2 separate regions of the Homo sapiens genome follow, and region 2 is linked to region 1. The links are chromatin contacts, found by Hi-C or POLR2A ChIA-PET in ENCODE. All regions are on one chromosome and are shown on one strand. Each heading gives the region's core, a stretch centred on a gene start or an enhancer-like site at or near the end of the contact. The rest is flanking DNA. Distances are from core to core; before and after follow the strand shown. Region 1 has its middle 250 kb from the start of HIVEP2. Region 2 overlaps AIG1 (androgen induced 1).

Region 1 (7,968 bases), core at 3,664-6,163:
TCTATTTTTAAAAATTGTTATTTAGTGGATAAGTATTTTACAAATTTACTCTCATTAGGCTACTATTTATATGTACACCCTGAGCTGAATGAGTTTATCAGACCAGTACCCTTTTGTCAGGGCACTGATAACAGGAAACATAATAGGGAAATTTGGTGACGCGTAAGAGGATGGAGAGACCCATCCCAAGTAGGGGACACTAATCAGGAGAAGTTCGATGATAGGTCCTGGGGGTTGTATTATGAGGCACTGAATACTTGAGGGTATAGTACATAGCCTATTTTACTCTTTTGCTTATTCTAAGTGTATCAAGGATACAACAGAGACAGCTGTCTATAACTTCAAAGTGTACCAAAATTCTGTTTTCCAAGGTATTGAATCTAATTGTGTTTGTTTCTAAAATAAAAATGGATCCCAGTCAAGGAATCCTATTAAATAGCTCCACAACCTCTGGCACCCTTGATCTGTAAGATGCATGCATAGGGCAAAATGATCTCTAATATCCCCTGTGACTTACATTCTGTGACTCTAAAATAATGCTAGGGCCAATGTTATGTATTTCTTTTTATAGGCATTCTCTTTGTCTGGGGAGAGCAAGACCATATGCCAGAAGCATTGTGTAAGTCAGGTCAATTAAGAAGGATTGCTCCTTCGGCCTTGGGTTTGCTTCAGCAAATCTTTAGAGCTGGCTTTTTATTTATAACTCTGTAGAGGACCAAAACAACTCTGCATCTGACTAGGGTGTGGAGGAGCAAAACATAGCTCTATGCATTCCCAAATCATGAATTTTTCTCCTTGACGTACGTGCCATCACAGACAGTGCAGCTGCATGTCATAGATTTTTAAGGCTTGATTACAAACAACCTCCGACAGACTTCCCTGGGAGGATGATGAGGAAGTTGTCCCCGGCACGCAGCTGATCCTTCTCCTCCTTGGAACTGAGGCTACAGCGTTGAAGGGCAAAGATGAGCACCAGTCCTGGCACCTAGGGAAGAATGGGATGAGTTTAGGGTTGGGGTAAAAATCTAGAGCATTCATAATCAATTCTCTCATATATTGGGTTTGATGTATTTTTTTCCTAGCGGTCCTTAACATTCCTCATTTCTACCTGTCAAGAAATGCTAGAACTTGGGGCTGGATTTTCTGCAGCATTCAGGCCATCATTATATTCTGTTCATTTGGTTGCTTGAATTTGGACTGTCCCCCAGTCTCATGCTCCAATGCCCTCAGGTTTTGTCCTTTGATTTCCAGGACCTTAGACAGTGGTCTCTATGCTTACTGGTTCAGATTGAATTAGGGTCTTATAATCTACCCTCCAATCTCCCCACACCCACCCCAAATTTCACTCATAAAGTCAGTTAATAACCCCCAGGACTAGAACAAGTGCTCCTCGTAAATGGTCCCATGGTAACCTGTGCTTGTGCCTTTTGAAATACTTCTTGTGTGTGTCAATGTCTTCCTTTACAGAAAAAACTTCTTGAAGACAGGAACTGAAACTGATTCTAATTGTATCCCTAGTGTCCAGCACATATTAGAGACAAAATATATTTGCAGAATGACTGAATGACTAAATCTCCTGTCAGATACCAGACACGAAAACATGAGCTAATCACCTGATCATTTGGTCCATAGTGATTCCTACCCTGGTCCAGCTTTTGGGTCACGGTGAACAAAGCTACCATCATCCTTGATGCTCGTGAAAGAAACCTCAGCGTAATCATGATTCTTTGCTCTGCTTTGTATACACACTTCATGCAGCTGGTTTTTCCTCTTGAACTTCTTGCATATTATGTGAAGACAAGCACTTGTATTTTTAGAATGTCTGTACCATTCATTTAGACCCTTTCCTCAAGTGGAAATATGGCACTGAATGACTCAGTTGCAATTAGTCCCCTGAAACAAAGACTTTTACCTATTTCATAGAAGAATATTTTTCTGTCCTTTATAGTAGGGTAACCATATCATTTATATTCCAAACCAGAATTGCTTTGAGAGTGAATGAGGCCACTATTAATAATTGTACAGGTCAACTAGGGGTAAATTTGGACTCTACAGGGCACAGTGGGACATATGGTTGCCTTATTTATAGATGAAGATGCTGCTGAGCTAGCACCACCAAGCGTGTGATGTGTACATGATGAACCAGTTACACCTCATTACCAGGGTATCTCTGTCACTGGTATGACAGATGTGGACAAGGTTGATTTGTGCCCAGCTCTTAATTTATGGAAGTGAATGAGTAATGACAAGAGAGGCCAGTGCCATTGAAAGAAGGTTTTTATTACCTACAGTTTCCAAGAAAAGGGGGCCACCACATCACAGAAGGCCACGTGGGGAGGCACCAGGTTTGGTCAGGAGGCAGAAGGAGGTGCAAGGGGAGACCATGGCCAGAGCCCTCATTGTGTTTTTCATAGGAGAGGAAAGGGAGGGTAGGGAAACAGCTTAGGGTGGCTCAGTTTGAATAAAGTCAGTGAGCTCTGGTCTAGTGGGGTGGTTTCTAGTTTGGTACCTGGCCCTAGGGCAGGGGACTATTGACTGGGTTTGTGGGAGTTAGTTCAATGAGGTGGTTCGAGGTACTAGTTTTGGGATGGATCGGAGGGTTGTTAATGCAATTTTATGGGCCAGTGCAAGTGGATCACAGGGAAGATGCAAACAACTGTGGCTGTTCATTTGTCCCTGTGATTAATGGATGCCAAATGCAGAATCTAAGAGATGCAGAACAAAGGTAGTTGTTGAAAGGTAGGGTGCACTTCTGGGAATAGAACATAGATGGCCTCGGAGAGACCCACTGGCTGGGTGGAGATTAAACCAGCAAACTTCACATCATTAGCTTGAAGCTCTGATCCATACTTACCCAGCCTGTTCTCAGCTTAGGGAATAACAACTTCTAGAGTTCTTGGGACCCAGAAGAAAAAGGCAGTACTCAGGGTAGGTTGAAGATGCATCTTGGAAATCAATGGTTTGGAGAAGGCTCCTGTCCAGGTTTTGCATGAAGATGTAAAAAATAAATACTTCTTAGTATATTTTAAAGAATGCTGTGGATGATTGGCTTTATTTTAGGAATTATGTGAATGTGAAGTTCTTCTCTTAGTTTTATGTCAGGGAGGTGTTTACCATGGTGAATAGATAACCCAAACTTGTGCTTTCCAAGGATGGGGTAAGGAAACAGTGAGTCCAGCAGGAGTGCAATGAAGGTACAGCACCACATGCCCTCATCAGAGCCTGACAAAAAGGCCGTGGCAACATTCATATCCTTATTTTATAGCTAAGGAGACTGAGAGGGGTTAAGTGAGGAGTCCAAAAGGCTGCAGCTTTTCAGAGGCAGCATTTATCACAGAACGAGGTCTGTCTGACTCCTCACTCAGGGTCCTGGCAGTCTGACTTCTCTAGACTCAGCTGTGAGTTTCCATGTGAAAGAAAAGTAGCAGTTCTTTCCACTGAGCCAGCTCTTGCCTGGTTTAAGGGCCTGGTTTAAAACCTGCAGACAGTCTCCTAGGAATGGAAGGCCCTTCCTTCTCTGGTTCTAGCAGCGGGCGGGCTTTTGCTTATCTCCCAGCATGTTGCCGTTTATGGATTTGGGCAAAATAACAGAATTGCACAGCTTTGGAGTGTCAGACTTCTTTTTTTCCTTTTTCTTCCACACTGAGCTTCCTGTTTCTATGGCAATGAATAGGATGTTTTGCACCAAGAAACACTTTAAATGCCACTGGGGGAAGGTAAGAGCCACGCATAGCTCTCTACAGAGCAGGAAGGTGAAATGAGATGCAAAGAAGAACTGAGTGAAACAAGGAGAGAAAGGATTCAGAAAAGCTGGGAGCGAGGTGAGAGGCAGGAGGAAGGAGGTTAAGAAGCATCTGTTTGGAAGGAGAAATAAAATAGAGATAGCAACATGGCAGAGAACTGGAGCCTTCAGAGTGGCAGCCTCAGGTTCCGGTGTATCTTCCAGCACTTAGAAGGAACACAACTTCCTGAGAGCCACAGGAGTGGAGGGACAAGTAGTCTTCTGGAAGCAGGCTTGCAGGAATGCTGGAGGCACTCCCACACACTCGCACTACATAGGACCCAATTGATGGTGTCTTCCAGTGTAACCTCTAAGATAGGGAGGCTCAAATATCCCCCGTGAATACTTACCATGCTCATCTAGGCTGGCACAAGGCCCCTGAAGTCAGCTCTTCCACCTACCTGGTCAGAACTAGGGTTTTCGATCTGTGACCGATGCCTGTGGGCTGACTCAGGAGGGCAGTGATGGCTTCCTTGCCTTTACCACCTTCTCTATTTGGGTGGGATCATCCACGCATGCTCCCAAGGAGGCAGATAATTTATAATAATGAGGGATGTGAAAGGACACTTTGAAAATTAAAGTGGCGACTTGGAAAACATTCTTTCTCTCTTTCCCCTGTCCACCTTTCTCCAACCACACACAAAATTATATGACCTAATCAGCATGCTGGAAAGAAAGGCCACAGAACAATTAAAAATGGAACCTAGTAGAGCCTAAGTGCATACTAACTACTTCTCACTTTTGATTTTGCTAATTCGAATTCCTCCGCCACAGCCACGCCAAATCCAATCAAGCTCTGTCTAGCTTGAAGTTCCTGTTCTATAAGGTTTTAAGATCCATAAACTGCAATTAAAGGCACAGTAGTAGGAAGAGTCAATCAAAGGGGAGCCTCAAAATAGCTGGTCCCCCTGGAAAGCCAAGGCAGATATATTTGTCCAGCTGCTTGTGGGAGAAGGCCCGAGGCCTCTCACTCACTCGCCAGAGGCCCGTAAAAGGCTCACCTACAGCTGCTTGTGAAATTGGTTCCTTGTAAGTGAAAGTCGACCAAGAGTCCTATGAGCCAGTGGCAGCTGGACAGAGAGGACCTGGGTGCCAAACGGGGCAGGAAATGGCCAGGGGCCAGGGTAAACAACCTGGGGCAGGAGCTGAGGGGAGCATCTGTCCCAGGATAGCTCAGAGAAGTGCTGCTTTCCAAGGGTTTGGCCAGGGCGACTTGATTTATTTTCAGCAAAATCTGGGTATGCCCTAATTTACTATGGGAGCCTCGAATTTGCATGTCTGCTTTAAGAGACCCTAACAAGCACGCATAATAAAATGTTAATTTATGCCTTCTGCTAGGATTGGAATTGAGTGTGGCTTGACGCAACTGCAAAACAGAACAAATCTGGAAACTCTGGCAGGCAGAAGAGGAGAGTGGAGGGAGCACGTTTCTTTGAGTTTGGGAAGGGAGGCTGAGAGGAGTCTGGGAAACTTCCTGGCACCCAACTCCCTCCAGAACCCCTGAAGGGACTTTCTACAACAGCAGAGGGATGGCCCTTCTGTCTCTACAGCACTGACCGAGCACTACAGTATCGAACAGCACTGGGCACAGACTAGGTCCTGGGTAAATATTTGGTGTGTTGATTAATAATATGAGAATGTTCTGAGGTCAAACACTTCCTTCCATGTTTTGGGAACAGTGAGGTCTTGCATAGAGCTTTAAAAACTCCACACCCAGCTTCACATTAAAGTGGAAAGCCAGCACACTTGTGATGTTCTGAGCTATTCTAAATAGCAGCCCTCCCTGGGTCTCTGAATTCTTCTGAACCTAGTAGTGCCACTGCCTTGGGCAGTTTTGTGGAAATGCCTCTTCCCATTCAGCTTTGCCCAGACCATTCTATCCTGATGTTATTCCCATGGCTGGCACTCCAATGTGTCCTAAACCTGTCCGGTTTCTAGAAATATGACAAACATTACCTCTATTTATCCCTTTCTTCTGTTCTTACTGACACTGAGCTTGCAGGATGGCAGTATTAAAATACACCAGCAGACTTCTGGCAGGTGGTTGTAAACATCTTTTGGAGTTCCTTCCCAGTCTATGACACCATTTCTCAAGGAATCATCCCCCTCTCCACAAAAGGGAAGGCCAAGTAACCGAGCATCCACCATGACTCTTCCACTTTGGCCATAGATTGCATCAGAGTTCTCACTGACCCAAGCTGGACAATCAATATCTTTCTCTTGGGAATTTGGAATTGGACTTAAAGAAATGGATAACTAGAGATCAGCGTCTGTGTTTGGCTCAGACATGAATTTTGGAGCCATGGTGGCCATACGCAGGGAGAATCAGAACAAGTCAGTGTGTAGAGAAAACCAAAAGGCAATGCCAAAGAATGAACCGAGTCAAAAGAGGCAGGGCTACATCTGCTATTGACTTCTGAGGATGACTTTGCATCTTTACAGTAAGTTCTTGTTTATTGATTAGCCAAACTTTGCTGGCTTTGATGCTTGTAACCAAAAAGACTTTAAAAAGACATGAATAAGTTTTGCCATGGATTTCTGTAGCCCCAATCCACTCTGCATGCCTAACCCTAGTCTCTTTCAGATGCCACCACTCTAAGTCTGGCAGGGCTCCCAACTGCCTATGATGTCATGACCATGACCCCTTACTAGCTCTCAGGGCACTCCCCAAACTATCCTGCCCACTCGTCCAAAATAATTATTCTTTCCTCCTGTGATGTGCTCCTTTGCTTGAGTCTAATCATGCTCTCTCTACTCTAAACACACTTCCCTGGCTCTCTTCCTCCTGTTTCCCTGGACGGCTTCCCAGGCCTGGAATGGTCTACCCTCTCCTCCCGGCCATACAAATACATGTAGATTGGACAGTAGATGTATTTTCTTGTCTGCAAATGGAATGGTTTCTATCTGATGTCCTATGTTAAGGAACAGAAATTATCACAGTGGAAAAAAAAAAGCCTATTGGTGGGGCACAGCACCTCCAGCCACTTGGCTTTGGTGAGCCTGATACAGTATCTGGCCCCTGCTAATATTTGTATTTATGTAATGAAAGATTTACCCAATTAAAATAGATCTGAACTACAAAGGAAATGCTGCACTAAAATGTGTTCTTGGCTCATACAAGGAGAAAGATTCTCCTTCACGGAGGAAGACTTGAAGGGTATCCAGCCCTAGGGAAGTGAACTAGGTCATGCCAGTGTTCTCCCAGGCATAAAGGGTAGGCTCGATTTTGTGATAAATACACAGTATATGATGATTCACCTGACTTACTTCTCTATTTGATATCAGTAAATGATAACAATGAAAGTGCTTGTGTTGGGGGGAAAGTGCAATGAATGCACGGCCGCTTCACCATCTGATGAAAGTATAACCAGGGAGATGCCTCAGACGCTAAGGGCTCTTGGTGAGGGGCCCAACAGGAAGAGAGAAGTGCTACTTTCAGACAGAACGGGACCGAGCATTTCAGGATCCACAGAGCCGTGTCATAAAATATTTCACACGATATGTATGACAAGAAGCCTGAAGAAGCTATGAATTTCCAGATTGATGTGAAAGAAATCCACTCTGTACCTTGTGCCACACAAACATTTAAGTCAATCATTATTGAGCATCAACTGGGTGTATTCTAGCCCCGGGTTTTATCTTTTTTTTTTAACCTTCCTTGTGGTTGCTTTGTCATATTCTTTTTCTTTTATAAGAAGCACTGTTTGGTAATAGCCACAAGAATTGTGGGGGTGGGGAGACCATTTTTACTAAGAGATAGGGTTGTATCCTGCATAGGCAACATAAGGAATGGTAGCAATTTTTTTAAGAGGCTACACATGTGGAAAGGCCTCCCATTGCTTTATCCTCTCCACTGGATCTCTCCTGTATTCCTTCTGCCTTCCTGTTATTCCTTGCCAAAAGAAATGTTTTTCTGTCATTCTTTGAAGCCATTTTAATTTTGTTCTGGAGTGGGCTCCAATTTGTTTAAGTGTGGGATTGCACGTTGATACAAATAATTACAACTGTTAAAGTTTGAAATAGAGCCCTATTAGGGAAAAACTACAGTTAAAATAAAAGCTTTCATCAGGACAAAAGCTTTTAGGAGGTGGAAGACCCATATGACACTGAAAATTTCATAGTAATTGCCAAAATGCATTTACGAGTTGCTTGTTGCCAACACTTGGTGGGCACTGTGCATAACAGTG
Region 2 (7,968 bases), core at 2,216-4,715, 460 kb before region 1:
CGGTGGAAGAAAAGGCCAGAATGCAAGAGATTAAAGTGGTTGTAGGTGGCAGGTAGAGGCAGTAAAAGGTGACTCCTGTTTCATGGCAGTGGGCAGTGAGGGAAGGCAAAGGAGGCTGGCTGCCTGAGACATGTAACAGGGATTAGGAGGGTGTATATGATCTTACAAAACAGGAGATCCAGGCAGTATTTTGATTGGCTAAAAGTCAGAGTAAAAGGAGATAGAAAGACAGGGAACAACTGATAAGCAAAGCCAAGGAAAAGAAAGGGATTAGGATTATAAACACAGATTAAGCATTCTTCCCTTTAAAGTGAAATGCAAGCACTTTTGCTGACAGTTGGAAATAGAGCTGAGCACAAAGAGTGGATTTGGGGCACTGCTGTGGATAACGTACTAGGAAGTCCATAAAATATTTAAAAGGAAGACTGCCATGAATCAGGAGGACCCCACAGAGATCTAATAACAAGATTTTGTAGTAGAACCAACCAGGATGTTTTCCCAGGCTGTCCTGAGGTCCGTGAAAATGAGGATTTAGGAAAAAGAGGGTTTAGGAAAACTTGAGGATCCTAGGAATTTTGTAGCACAATGGCTTGGGTAACTGGGACAGATAAAAGGTTGAAAATAAGGGATGCTATGAGATCAGAAGAACGTCTTTAAGCAACTGGCTAGCGTTTCTAAGCTGGTACTTGGCAAGGAGTGGTTACCAATGAATTACATGACTTATCACACCTAAAGATATTAGTGACAGATAGTAAACACTTAATTAAAGATAGCCATTCTGTTTTCACTTCTTTTGCTGGATAGATTTCACAAGTGACACCAAACCAATTAGGGCTGATCATGTGCTCCAATGCCAGGGATGCACTGCCAGGCATCACAGCAGTACTACCCCGCCCCATGATTCCAGCCTTGCTATTCAAAGTGGGTCGGCAGCACTCATGTCACCTGAAAGCTTTTAAATATGCAGGATCCCAGGTCTCACTCTGATCTGCTCTGATCCTGCATTTCAATAAGATCTTATGCACATATAAGTTTGAGATGTTCTGCTTGGGGAGGCTCTACTTCAGCCACCTTGAGCCTCCTCCCTTCCCATGGAGTGAAGACATCCCGTGGCCAAGTGGCTTGCCTATGCGGAGCATGCACCTCTTCCTTTCGAGATCACACCTGGAGTAACTGTGAGCCTGGAATTCCCTGCCCACATAGTCATGAGTATGCCTCAGGGCATTTGTGGACCTCCTCCCCCAGTCTGACCCCGAAGGTAGACTGTGCGATAAATGTGTGTTTGCCTTAACCTGAGGGGTGGTAAAGGCACATGTGTTTCTGGAGGGTGAGGACCAAAGGTTTACATTTGGTCTGGGTGTCCAAACACAGGCACCAAGCCACTTCAGTCTTGGATGGAGCCACTGATGCAAATCTCTTCACCTTTGCCATATAACATAACCTAATCAAGAGAGTGACAACCCATCATATTCACAGGTCTCTCTCATACTCTACAGAAGGGGATTGTACACACTGGTGCAGCAGGGGATGGAATCTTGGCATCATGTTGGAATTCTGCTTATCATAGGCTCCCACTGTGTTCTTCCTTTCCAAATTGTTATGACTGCTTTAAGTCCTTTGCATTTCCATTTAAATGTTAGAATCTCCAATTATTAATTTACACAAATATCCTGCTAGAATTCTCATGGTGACTGTTTGGGGAGAGCTAACATTTTAACAATATTGAATTTTCCAATCCATGAAGATCATTTGTATCCCCTAACTTGGGTCTTCTTTAATTTCTCTCAGCAATGTTTGTGGTTTTCAATGCACAGATACTGCACATATTTTGCTGAACCTGTCCATAAATATTTCATGTTTTGTGATGCTACTGTGGAGAGTATTACATTTTTTACATTCTTTTTTGTTAGTTTATAAGAATGAACTGATTTTTGAATATTGACAATGTAGCTTATACCTTTGCTAAATTCATGTAGTAGTTCTAGTAGCTATTTTAGAAATAGTTTTGCATTTTATACTTACACGATCTGCAAATAAAGACAGTGTTTTTCCCTTACAATTTTATGCATTTTACTTCTTTTTTTTTATTGCACTGCCTGTGATCTGCAGCAATATGTTGAATAGAAGTGATGGAGAGTGAGCATCCTTGCCTTCATCTCTATCTTAGGGAAAGTGGTCAGTCTTTCCACACTTAAGTCTGATATTAGCTGCAGGCTTCTTTTAGTTGTCTTTTATCAAGTTGAGAAAAATCTCTTCTATTCTTACTTTATTTGGGAGTTATATACATACACAAAGAATAAGTGCTGAATTTTTCCATTTTTTCAGATGGTTTTGTTTCATACTTGAGACAATCATACAGTTTTCCCTCTTTATTCTGTTAATATGGTGAATTATATCAGTTGATTTTGAAAGTCAAACCAACCTTACATTCCTGGTCATCATATATGATAATTTATATATATATATATATGTACACACACACACACATATATATACACACATATATATATAATATATGTTTTTACTGGATTCAATCTGCTGATACTTTGCAAAGAATTTTCTTTTCATCTCTATTCATGAAGTATACTGATTTCTGATCTATAATTTTCTTTTCTCATAATGTCTTCACCTAATTCTGGTAACAGTATAAATTCTGGAATCAAAAGGTGAGTTGGGAAGTGTTTCCTCTCTATTTTCTGAAGGGTTTTGTGCAAGATTAGTGTAATTTATTCCTTATGCAATTGATATACTTCCCTAGTAAAGCCATCTGGACTTGCAATTTTTCTGGTGGGCAGATTTGTGAATTCATTTTCTTTAATAAATATAGGGCTATTTGGGCTTCCTACTTTGCTTGAGTTGATTTTGGTCATTATTGTCTTTTGAGGAATTTCTATATTTCATCTATGTTTTTGAATTTATAAAATTGTTCTTACTATTCCATCATGGAAACTGGCAAATGCTATGAATCAGTTATTTTTCCCTAGAGAGCCCATTGTTAAATATTTACTAACATATCACTGTTAGGAGTCACTATCTGTTAACCACAAGTGATCATTCATAGCATCCACAACACATGAGACTCAGTGTGAAGCTTTGGTCAATACTTTGATCCCTACCTTATATTGAGGGAATTATATGGGTTATTAAAAGTGAAGTGACTTTCAAGAAAGTGTTAGTTACCTTTCTAAGTGTAATACTAGAAGGTCAGGAGGCCCAGCTAACTGAGTAATCAGTCTTCTAAATAATTCTTTAGATATAAACACAGCACAGATGGTAGCTTCTTGGCTTCCTGCACTGATATCCTCCTGATAGTATAGCCATCAGCAAACCCAAAATAAATTTGAACTCTCCTACCAGGGCATGGATATGGAACAAAAATAGTTTCTCTTGGACAGGCTAAGCGATACTGAAACCTTCCACTGTTGTGAAGAAGCACCTTCTCTGGCCAGGAGCAATGGCCAGCTATTCCTCATCCTACACCTGCTGCTTCTTGGCTGCCAGGAACAGAATACTGTACTTAAACTGAGAGTGGAAGGAGCACAGTCACTTTCCAGTCCTTTAAGCTTTGAGATAAAATACTTGAGTGACAGCTAGTCACTGATGTCTCATTTGAACCCCCAGAACTACTAGGAAATTAATGCCAAAAGAAAACTGGATTTACAGTTTGCCTCTTTTTGAAAGGAGTCTCTCACATGGAGTCTGACAGAAGCTGAAACTTCAGCTTTAGTCCACTTCTAAGAAGAAGCTTTATTGATTAATGGGAAATTCTTTGGAATTGAGTAAGACCAATTAGAATGCAAAGAATGTTGGAGAGAAATTCGCCATGAAGAAGGCTAAAAAGAAGAGTCACTTATCTATAGATTGGTCTATAAAGGCTGGATAGCATCATCTCAAACATTCACTGTTGAGGGAGGGAAGGACAGAGGGAAGAGGGGAGGAAATGGATACATCCTTAAAGTCTGCAGCTTCAACTGGATAAAATCCTATATATATTCTGATAAGTCAGTACTCAGACTCTACCAAATACTGATAGGAAAAGATTTAAATTCTGTTTGGGGCTCTATTACCTTGCTTCCAGATTTCTTTTTCATAACTTACTTTCCAGTCAATTCTTTCTGTTGCAGAAGGGTAATCTTTAGAAATATTTCCATTGTGATTTCTCTTTGCAAACAGAGAAAGTATGGGTGTGAGAATAAGCTGGGTGTTGTGCATGCTATCTGGCTTCGTCTCTGATGGCCCCCATGCAAAGAGTGAATGTCTCCTTCAGCACAGCCCTTGCCTTCCTACTTTCCAGATCTATGGAATCCTGAGTGTCCAAGTCCTTTCCTTCTGACTAATTTTCCTCAACCATATCCTCAAATTCAGAAACGCATAGTGAAGCTTAGGGCTCTCTAAAATGCCACAGTCTCCTTTGTTCCAGAGGACAATCAGTTTCTAGGATTCATTCCTAAAAGCATGACATGGAATTCCTCTCCTTAGAATGTAAGTCTGTGAGTAATGTTAATTTTTTATGCTATGAATTCTGCCCAAATTATCTTAAAACCAGAATCTCCACATAGAAAATTGCCAAAGCACTTGTTGATGTTATGCTCTTTTTTTCGTGGGTTTTAACTATCATCATTTTGGTACATTTATAATTTATCCATATTTGCCTAGATTTCTGTTCTTCATTATCTCTACTGACTGAGGAAGTAATGATAGAATACAAACCCAGCTCCTACAAATGCCTACATGATTTGGTTCCTTCCTTTCTCTCCAACCTCGGCCTGTGCCATGTTCTGTCTTGCTCCTTCAAGTCCAACCAGTAATTTGTTTGTTCCTGAAAATTATTAAGCTCTTTCCTGATTCAGGGCCATAGCATTTTCTACTCTGTGCCAGGAATGCTCTTCCCCTCCTTTCACATGGCTGGATTCTCTGTTCTTTCACATCTAGCTTAAATAGCACCTCCACATGGAAGCCACCACTAGACCCTCCAGGGCTCTGTTGTCTATTTTAGAACCTGGCAGAAAACAGGCTCTTGCTATTGTTGCTGCTGCTCAGTTCTTCTTTGTTCTGTGGCTCTTCTATGAGAAAGTGAAGTATCAGAGAACAGGAATTGGTTTGCCCTGTTCATTACTGGTTCCCCACTGCCTGGCATATAGCATGGATGTGATAAAAATTTGCTGAATAAATGAATAAAGTCTATTGCTGTTCCTTGTACATGCCAGACTCCACATCTCCCACAGGAGCAAGTACCTTTTTACTCCTTTTCTTCCTATCGACCTAAAATTCCTCCTGTATGTTCCCTGTGGATTTTTGTCCTTCTGTGTGTAAGGAAGAAATCTCCTTCTTTCCAGGCTACTCTTATGGCCCAGCCCTTCTCAGATCATCTATGAGATAGCTCGTCCCTCACCTGCTTAAGTCTTCTATCATCCTATAATAATCCTCTGGACTTCAAGATCAAGTGCAAGACTGAAAGCTCTCTTTCCTTAAGTCAACCAAAAATTAAGAGAACGACAAACAGAAGTGAAACTGATGAAACACTAGGAAACACCCATAATCCAAACATCACTCTTTAAAAGGCTGCCAAGTGTTAGGAAAATTAAATAAGGACATGGGGAGACTGATGGAAGAAACAAGATCCTGCAGCTCTCTAGTTTAGTGAGCAGAACAGAGAGGTCTTTACAGGTGGCAAACCCTGAAGGACATTAAATGACCCTTGCTGGGAACATGAGGTCTCGATGCATGGGAGCACTGGGGAAATGCTCTGACCCCTGTTTGGCATTAGGGGTCAGAGGTGATGATGCTAAACGTGGAAACAGGCTAGTGTGTCATCTCTGCCAGAGCAGGATGTGGGTGTACTAAGGTCAACAAGAAAAGAGTGGTGCCTGAATATATGGCTCATGCTCAGCTGATGGAGACCAAGCTTTATGTCACCATCCAAAAGAGCTGTGATAAAAATGAGCTGAGGAGAGAGAAATGAGTTGAGCCCACACAGAGGCCGTTCTCCAGGAAAGGCAGTAGTGGAAAATAGATGGAAATTCAAGCTGCCCTAGCTCCATTCCCTAGTCTGTCTCCAGTTCTATCCTTTCACAAATAGCTGGCTTGGTAAGAACAAACCAATTTAAGAATGCATAATCACAAGAAATGAAACAGTATGGAATGTAGTCATAGATAACACAAAAAACATAGAGAGGAATATGATTTTAAAAAGTCAGCTGAATGATACAAACCAGAAAAGTTTGCCCCAATAGGTATAATTCATGATCAAATAATTCTCCATTAAAGAAAAGAGGTCAAAGAAGAAAAACTGAGATTCGATAGAAGATAGAGCAAGAGGAGAAGAGGATAAAGGTGAATGAACTTATGAAATAAATAAAATATAAAAAATAAAACTGAAAGTCACATTAGAGGCAGCAAAAGGAAAAATTGCCTTTGGTGAAGACAGTCGGGGTTTAGCTTTCTGCAGAACTGTGGACCAGATACACTGAAAAACCTTCCTGCTGTGAAACACTAGGTGCTAAATAAATTACAACAAATATACTTTTAAATGTATTGCTGAGCACACAAGAAAGGAAGGGAAATCACTAGGAGCCACAAAAAAAAAAAAGGAAAAAAAAAAAAGAAGAGAGGAAAAATGAAAACAGAAGGAAATTCAGAAACTGGGACTGCCTGGAGGCAAATACCAATATGAGAATCAGAGCACTCTGCGGATTGTGGTCAAGGAGAAGGAAGGCAAGGCCTGAGGCCACACAATGTGGTGGAGGAAATTAAGCCAGAGGAGCCTGGCCCGCAGAGGGCCTACACCTTCAGAGAAAGGGGAGCCTGGAGAAAGTACTCTTTATCAGGGCAAATAAATTGCTTTTTACTCCTAATTGCCAAGACTTTTTTAATCAAAAAGGTTTTTTAATTTCATTTAATTTTTTTCACATTGAGATAATCATTTTTTCCTCTTTTACCTTTGTATTAGTGAAAGCAAAGTTAAGATAATTAAGCAAGGTCTGCAAGGTCTAAAAATAAATTTTAAACTTACACCAAATAACTGTAATGGATACTGTAGTGCTTTCCCAGATTCCCTCTTCAGAGTCAGGGCATCCATTGGCCAGTGCATAGGACTATCAGTTGCTGGCCATTCTTAGCTGCATCCTTCAACAGGAGTTGCCCTCAGCTACAGGGAATGGACTAGCCCAAGGTCATGCTCCCTCCTCAAGGCAGTCCAAACCCAATGACTGGCTAACGCAAGGATATAAAGACCCTGCCCCAATTTAGGATGACTCTGAAGGGTCATCCCAGCTCAAAAGCTCCTAGTATGTCTCAGTTACAACTGCAATATGGGTGAGCTTCCCTCTCTGCCCAATGCTGTCTTCCTTACTTCCTAACAGGGGAACCTCCCAAGGGCTGCCTCCTTCTGCATGTGGTCTCCATCTCAAAGCCTGGTCACAGGAGTCCAATCTAAGACAACACCATTCACGTAGAAGTGCAACAGACAGATATACTGAAGCATGAACATATTTGTAATAAATAAATCACTATAAGGAAATGTATAAAAAGTAAACATTCTTTACAATCTCCACCTGCAAAGATCTTTATTGCCAAAGGAAGAGGTATATCTTTCAAGATCTTTTTCTATGCATGTAAAATGCACTCTACACATTATTCTATGAAATTAGGTCATACTATACCTAGTCTTCTGCAATTCTTCTGACTTAATATTTTAAGAAGATACTCCATGGTTCTTAAGTGCTCCATAGAACCCCATTGTAGGATTATGTACCATAGTTTACTCAAGTACTCACTAACGGATACATGCATTCTTTCCAATTTCCCAATTTCCAACAAGGCCACAGTAGATGTGTTACATGTATGTTTTTATATACCTACAAGAGACCTCAGAGGGATAAATTGCAAAAAGCACAATTACGTTTGCACCAACCTAAATACTAGGAGAGATGCTCCAGGATCTGAGGTCCCTATTGTTGGCTGGGCCTG

What was found. A loop is a pair of places that touch in the nucleus more often than their neighbours do. ChIA-PET counts read pairs that join two places held with the same protein, here RNA polymerase II (POLR2A). Pooled maps may share reads with other maps.
Region 2: a loop to region 1 is called in a map of psoas muscle, with 2.0 times the contacts of the local background. The contact joins two enhancer-like sites. A Hi-C loop is called at or near these places in 1 of 168 maps with a recorded cell type or tissue (psoas muscle) and 2 of 50 pooled maps. POLR2A ChIA-PET finds 5 or more read pairs at or near these places in 2 of 52 experiments (WTC11 and activated CD4-positive, alpha-beta T cell).

Annotation. Positions count from the first base shown.
Region 1 is chr6:142,693,761-142,701,728 of GRCh38, reverse strand. No RefSeq gene overlaps it. Among named protein-coding and RNA genes, the nearest start is that of HIVEP2, 250 kb to the left of the region's middle. Within about 2 kb of position 4,913, at least 15 of the 41 ENCODE cell types and tissues checked have a DNase peak (open chromatin) inside an H3K27ac peak, as active enhancers do; they include psoas muscle, where a contact is called at or near this core.
Region 2 is chr6:143,156,073-143,164,040 of GRCh38, reverse strand. All of the region lies in intron 2 of AIG1 (androgen induced 1), which reads right to left. The region is part of intron 1 of LOC124901416 (a long non-coding RNA gene); the gene reads left to right. Among named protein-coding and RNA genes, the nearest start is that of AIG1, 99 kb to the right of the region's middle. Within about 2 kb of position 3,465, at least 2 of the 41 ENCODE cell types and tissues checked have a DNase peak (open chromatin) inside an H3K27ac peak, as active enhancers do; they include psoas muscle, where a contact is called at or near this core.